Linked DNA regions of Homo sapiens: region 2 is linked to region 1. The links are chromatin loops, found by intact Hi-C in ENCODE. Cell type or tissue: heart right ventricle. All regions are shown on one strand. Links, peaks and the distances in the headings refer to the core of each region. The heading gives the core; the rest is flanking DNA. Region 1 overlaps KAZN (kazrin, periplakin interacting protein). Region 2 overlaps KAZN (kazrin, periplakin interacting protein).

Region 1 (2,911 bases), core at 311-2,810:
CTGCCTTCATGCCCTGCTTGTTGGACTGTCACGAGCCCCAAGTTAAATTTTTTTTTTTTTTGAGACAAGGTCTTGCTTGTCACCCAGCCTAGAATGCAGTGGTATGATGATGGCTCAATGCAGCCTCAAACTCCTGGGCTCAAGCAATCCTTCTGCCTCAGTCTCCCAAGTACCTAGGACCACAGGTGTGCCACCACCATGCCCAGCTAATTTTTAATTTTTTTTGTAGATATAGGGTCTCACTGTGTTGCCCAAGCTGCCGCAAACTCCTGGCGTTAAGTGGTCCTCCTACCTTAGCCTCCCAAAGCACTAGAATTACAGGTATGAGCCACCACAGTGGGCCCCAAGTTAGATTCTTAATTGTAACAAAATAATAAAGTCCTTCCTTATCCAGGGGCCACATCTCACCTTTTCTAAGTCCCTTTTTGAAGAGTTCAAGTAGGAAAGTTTCTGCAGAAAGTTAAAATGTTGCAGCTTATTGAGAATTAAAAGAATAGACTGGGTGTGGTGGCTCACGCCTGTAATCCCAGCAGTTTGGGAGGCCAAGGCAGGTGGATCACCTGAGGTCAGGATCACCCGAGGTCAAGATCAGCCTGGCCAACATGGTGAAACCCCATCTCTACTAAAAATACAAAAACGAGTTGGGCATGGTGGCACACACCTGTAATCCCAGCTGCTCGGGAGGCTGAGGCAGGAGAATCGCTTGAACCCGGGAGGTGGAGGCTGCAGTGCACCAAGATCATGCCACTGCATTTCAGCCTGGGTGACAAAGCGAGACTCTGTCAAAAAAAAAAAAAAAAAAAGAACAACAGTGAAAATACTACAAATAATAATAATAATGGCAAACATTTACATAGCACTTACTATGTGCCAGGCAGTGTTCTAAGAATTTAAATATTAATTTAATCCTCCCCACAACCCAGAGAGGTAAGTGTACTATTATTATCATCCCCACTTTACAGATGAGGAAACAGACACAGAGAGGTCAAGTCACTTACCCAAAGTCACACAGCCAGTAAGTGATGGAAGCAGGACTAAAGCCCACGTAGTCTGGCTGCAAGGTCCATACTCATAGCCATGATGCTGCCTTGGCAATAGGTGTCATTTACTGAGCACTGACATCAGTCCAGGGACTGTGCTTTCCGGCTCATTCAACCCGCCAAGCCACCCTATCCCCAGGTTCCAGATGAGAAAATGAAGGTTTAGGGAGACAAAAAGGACTCATCCAAGGTGATGTGGCTGGAAAAGGCAGCGTTGGGAGTCTGTCAGAATTGAGGGGTATCCTCTGCGAAACTGCCTCCCACATCAGGGGTTATGGAGAATGCATGCCTGTGGGCAGCGGGGAACAGTCACCTCTTCATTCTTCATAAAGAGGGGGGACTCAGAGGGAACCCTCAGCAGTGCTGCTGGGCAGGATGTGTCCTCTGCTGCCCCTGGTGGCTACTAGCGGAACTTCTTCTTCCCCAAGTGGGACCCTTGGCTCTGGGAATCGTGACACTATGTTCACCATTGCAATTTTCAGACTCTGTGTCTCCATTTCCTGCGTGTGATTTGAGAGACACAGAGGGCCAGGGGCCAGCAAGGGGCCCAAGAAAAGAATAACAGTTACTGTTTACTGAGCACTGCCACCTCTATGCCAGGCACTCTGCTGGAGACTCCTTACTTAAAAGTTACCATTTAATTAATCAATGCACAGATATATAATCATGATTGTTAAGAGCTATTAATAGTAGACAGAGCAGTTTACACATATTAGCTCATTTTCTTTTCTTTTTTTCTTTCTTTTGAGGCGGAGTTTCGCTCTTGTTGCCCAGGCTGGAGTGCAATGGCACGATCTTGGCTCACCGCAACCTCCGCCTCCCAGGTTCAAGCAATTCTCCTGCCTCAGCCTCCCGAGTAGCTGGGATTACAGGCATGCACCACCACGCCCGGCTAATTTTGTATTTTTAGTAGTGATGGGGTTTCTCCATGTTGAGGCTGGTCTCGAACTCCTGACCTCAGGTGATCCGCCCGCCTCAGCCTCCCAAAGTGCTGGGATTATAGGCGTGAGCCACCGCGCCTGGCCAATATTAGCTCATTTTCATCCCCAGAAGTACTATGTAAGTACCAGTACTATGTAAGTGCTATTGCTATTACTATCCTCATTTTATCAATGAGGGATCCAAGGTTCAGAGAGGTTAAGCAGGTTGCCCCACATCACACAGCTAGTATAAGGTGGAGCTAAGATTCAAACTTAGAAAGTTCTGGCTCCAGAACCTGTTCTCTTAACCATTATGCCATTATCAATGGGACTGGGATGGAGCCCCTGCCACCCATTCTCGAAGGCAACAAAATGATCCCAAAGAGCAGGCTAGGGAACTGCTTCCAGATTCTTGCTGGGTCAGCGGTGAGGTCCAAGGATGCCGGCCAGGCCTGTCCCTTTAAGGCTTAAAGTGCCCATCTCTCCTAGAGAAACTCATCTCCCTCAGTGGCTACAAGGAAGTTGGAACAATAGAGTAAGAGCCCCTGTGTAGTCGTGCCTGGGCCTTTCCTGGGAAGATCTCTGTGCTACCGGCAAATAGTAATTAGGCATCCCAACACCGATGGGGGTTTAGTTGTTCAAAGACAAAGCTGGCTTTTCTCCTGTTGGTGGGTGAGAAATGCAAAGCCCAGAGAGGCAGACACTTGCCCAGGGGGGTACAGCAAATCAAGGGCCAGGGGGACTAATCAGGTAAGCCCTAGGGCAGCGGTTCTCAAAGTGTGGCCCCTGATCAGCTGCAGCAGCATCTCTCCTGAGCATGGAGGAGAAATGCAAATTCTTGGCCCCACCCCAGACCTCCTGAATCAGAAACCCAGGAGGCGAGGCCCAACAGTCTGTTTCCACAGCCCTCCAGGTGACCCTGTTGCTGTGACAGCTGAGGGCCACTGCCCT
Region 2 (2,911 bases), core at 270-2,769, 140 kb after region 1:
CCAAGTTTCTTGCCTTTTAATGTTATTTACTCTCGGTGCCTTCAGTGTCCCCCACTCCACTCGGCACCCTCTGGGCTCCTGTAACTCCAGCTGCAAGTGCAGAAGGGATTTTGCTGTTTCCGAACACCGAATCCTCTGCTTCTTCTCTCCTCCATTTCTAAGTCAAGATAAAAAATATTTTGAACTTTTATCAGTTTATACCTCAGTCAATAGCGGAGCTCAGGACTCAATTCACTCTAGACTGGTGATCATCAGTCATTGTCCCTACAATATCAGAAGGAAAATCATACACGATCATCACCTGTTAGTGTCCATGGTATTCCAGGTGCCATGCTGAGCACTTCGTATTTTTTATTTCATTCTGTTTCATCTGTAGCCTCTAGAATAGTACTTTGTCTTAATTGTGAAATGCCTAGGCCCCATGAAAGAACTAAGAGGTTTATTTATAGCATCTTGCTTAATTTTCACACCAACCCTATGGGGCAGATTCTAATTACTATCTCCATTTGACAGAAGAGAAACCGGAGGCTCCCACATGTTATGCAACTTGCCAAGGCCATCCAGGCAGTGAGTGGGAGGACATGGCTCATCCATTCACTCAACAGATAGTTTTTGGGCTAATGCAATAGTAAATGAACCCACAAACTAGCTCCTCCACACATTCCAGAGTGGAGGAGACACTCAACCTCCAAATGCCTGCTAGAGAGATGCGCTAGGAATGAGATAAAGCAAGAGAGAGGGGAGGCTGGGAAGAGACAGGGAGGGCATCTCTGAAGACGTGACATCTCAGCCAAGACCCAAAGGACAAGCCAGAGGGGCTGCACAGAGAGCAAAGATCGGGCCAAGGCTTTGAGGCAGAGGCAACAGCAAACTCAAAAGCCCTAAAGAAGAAACACGTTTAGCTCAAAATTGGTTCTGATGCCCTAAAAGCTTTCCATATTCTAAAGCTCTCCCTTGGGACTCAGACAATACCTGGGATCATATCAAGACATACCTCATGCGTTTGTTGGGAGGAATTAATGAGACAAAGCTTGTCAAGCACTTAGCAGTGAGCCTGACACCAGTGAAATGTTACCTGTTATTGCAAAATCATCATTAACCCCAGGTACACTGCAATTAGCATCAGCAATGCACGAGAGAATGTATACCCATCACTAGCCTTGAAATATTTCTTAAACGGGAGTCAACTTTTTGTGTCTTGTTTACGTGTCACTTCACTTTGGGAGAGGTCACTGGTAAATCAGCTGCCAAGAAAAGAAAGTTGAACAAATTCTCTACTGAATAATGGGGTTGTTTAGAATACACTGAGCCTTAATCCCAGGAAAAAAATAACAAAGCCAAACCCTTCCCAGGAACTGTTCATAGAAGAGAGCCTGTCAGCAGGAAATTAACAAAGTGCACAGCAGATAATCAATAGTAACCAGCCCAGGAAATAAAGAAGAAAGCAATTGCCCTGTAGACCTACATCTCATTTGTTTAGTATTTCTGCGAGGTCAGGGGCCGATGTCAATCCATCATGGTTCTTAAATTCAGAAGTAAATATATTCATGAGCAGCAAGGGGCAAGCTGTTTGTCATGCAAGAGGCCTGCACGTGCAAAGGCCGGGGAAGGTATGAGAGTGCCCCAGGAAGCTTCTGGCCGTACCCTCCAATGCCAAGAGCTGGGAGCCTGCAGGCTCCAGAAAAGCCCCAGAGGGAAGCCGGGGGGCCCACACTGCCTCCTAGTGGCAGGATGTGTAGGAGTCATAAATTCTGTGGTCTCTAGTTTGCCAAACTAATCTGGGAATTGGATCTGGTGGGTTGTTTGTCCAAAGATGACTGCAAGGATGTTTCCCATTCTCCATGGCACATGGTCTTTCGCCATGTGGCCTATGGAGAGGTGGAGGGATTTCCTGACCTTGGATTTGGGTGGGCCCTGTCTCGCGGAACACAGAGAAAGTGACACTGGGTAAATTTGAGGCTGAGCCTTAAAAGGTCTGCAGCTTCACCTGTGTCATGGAAACACTCACTCTTCAGATTCACGAAAAAGGAGCCCAAGCTAGTCACATGACCAGAGCCAGGTGCAGAGAGAAAGAGAGAGGCCTCAGGCTCCCAGTGTTCCCACCCAGGTGCCAGACCCACAAGTGAAGCTGCCTTGGACATCTCAGCCCAGCTGCTGTCCAAATGCAGTCTCATGAAAGTTCCTGCCGGCTGCATGTGAGCAGAAAAACCCAGCCCAGCTTTACCAGAATTCTTGACTTACAGAATTCTGAGCAAATAAAAATGGTTGTTTTTTTAAGCTGCTAAATTTTGGGGTTGTTACCAAGCAGAGTCCACGGGTGGTATAAAAATACTGGGGGTTGTTACGTGGCAAAAGAGAACTGAAACACTGGATAACCAGTACCTGTGATGTGTGTGCACCTTGGGTTTTTCTGAGGATCTTGTGGAGATGAGGAATTGTGAGCAAAAGGGGAGGTGGCATTAGTACTGAGAAATAAAAATAAAATCCTAAGCTTCCCAATGGACTGAACGGATCTCCACTTGGCCAAGGGAACCCAGAGAAATGTAACAAGCTGAGTTCCCTGCCCTGACGGGACGGGAGGCATTGCCTCATGATGTCCCCTTCCTCTCTAACTGCCATTGGATGTGGGTTTTTTTTTTTTTTTTTTTTCTTAAGGGTTAAACAGAAAGCAGGCTTTTTGGAAGAGTGGCCAGGCTCCCCTTCCTTTTGCGGTTTTGACACAACAACCAGCCAGCATTCTTTCCTGGTAAGAGACCACCAACTATAAATGTTTCTGGCTGGTTTATGGAGGCTGCAGGCAGGATGCCTTTGTGTCCTCTGTGTCACTTTTGATGGAGACAGCCTAATTTTAATGCATTTAAATGTTAAGACTCAGAGACTCCATCTTGAATAGAGATTGGGTAAAATAAGG

What was found. A loop is a pair of places that touch in the nucleus more often than their neighbours do. Peaks named below come from ENCODE experiments on the same cell type or tissue, not always from the same donor. Only the 100,000 strongest peaks of a DNase experiment are listed, where the experiment ranks them.
Region 2: a loop joins it to region 1, with 2.0 times the contacts of the local background. A loop is called at or near these places in 8 of 110 quality-filtered maps.

Annotation. Positions count from the first base shown.
Region 1 is chr1:14,914,063-14,916,973 of GRCh38, reverse strand. All of the region lies in intron 1 of KAZN (kazrin, periplakin interacting protein), which reads right to left. Among named protein-coding and RNA genes, the nearest start is that of TMEM51-AS1, 240 kb to the left of the region's middle. In heart right ventricle, for the core only: CTCF peaks have their summits at 1,232 and 1,440 (motif pointing left); a DNase peak (open chromatin) is centred at 1,433.
Region 2 is chr1:14,778,132-14,781,042 of GRCh38, reverse strand. All of the region lies in intron 1 of KAZN (kazrin, periplakin interacting protein), which reads right to left. Among named protein-coding and RNA genes, the nearest start is that of KAZN, 180 kb to the right of the region's middle. RefSeq lists an enhancer at 1,476-2,006. In heart right ventricle, for the core only: CTCF peaks have their summits at 1,503 and 1,707 (motif pointing left); a DNase peak (open chromatin) is centred at 1,702.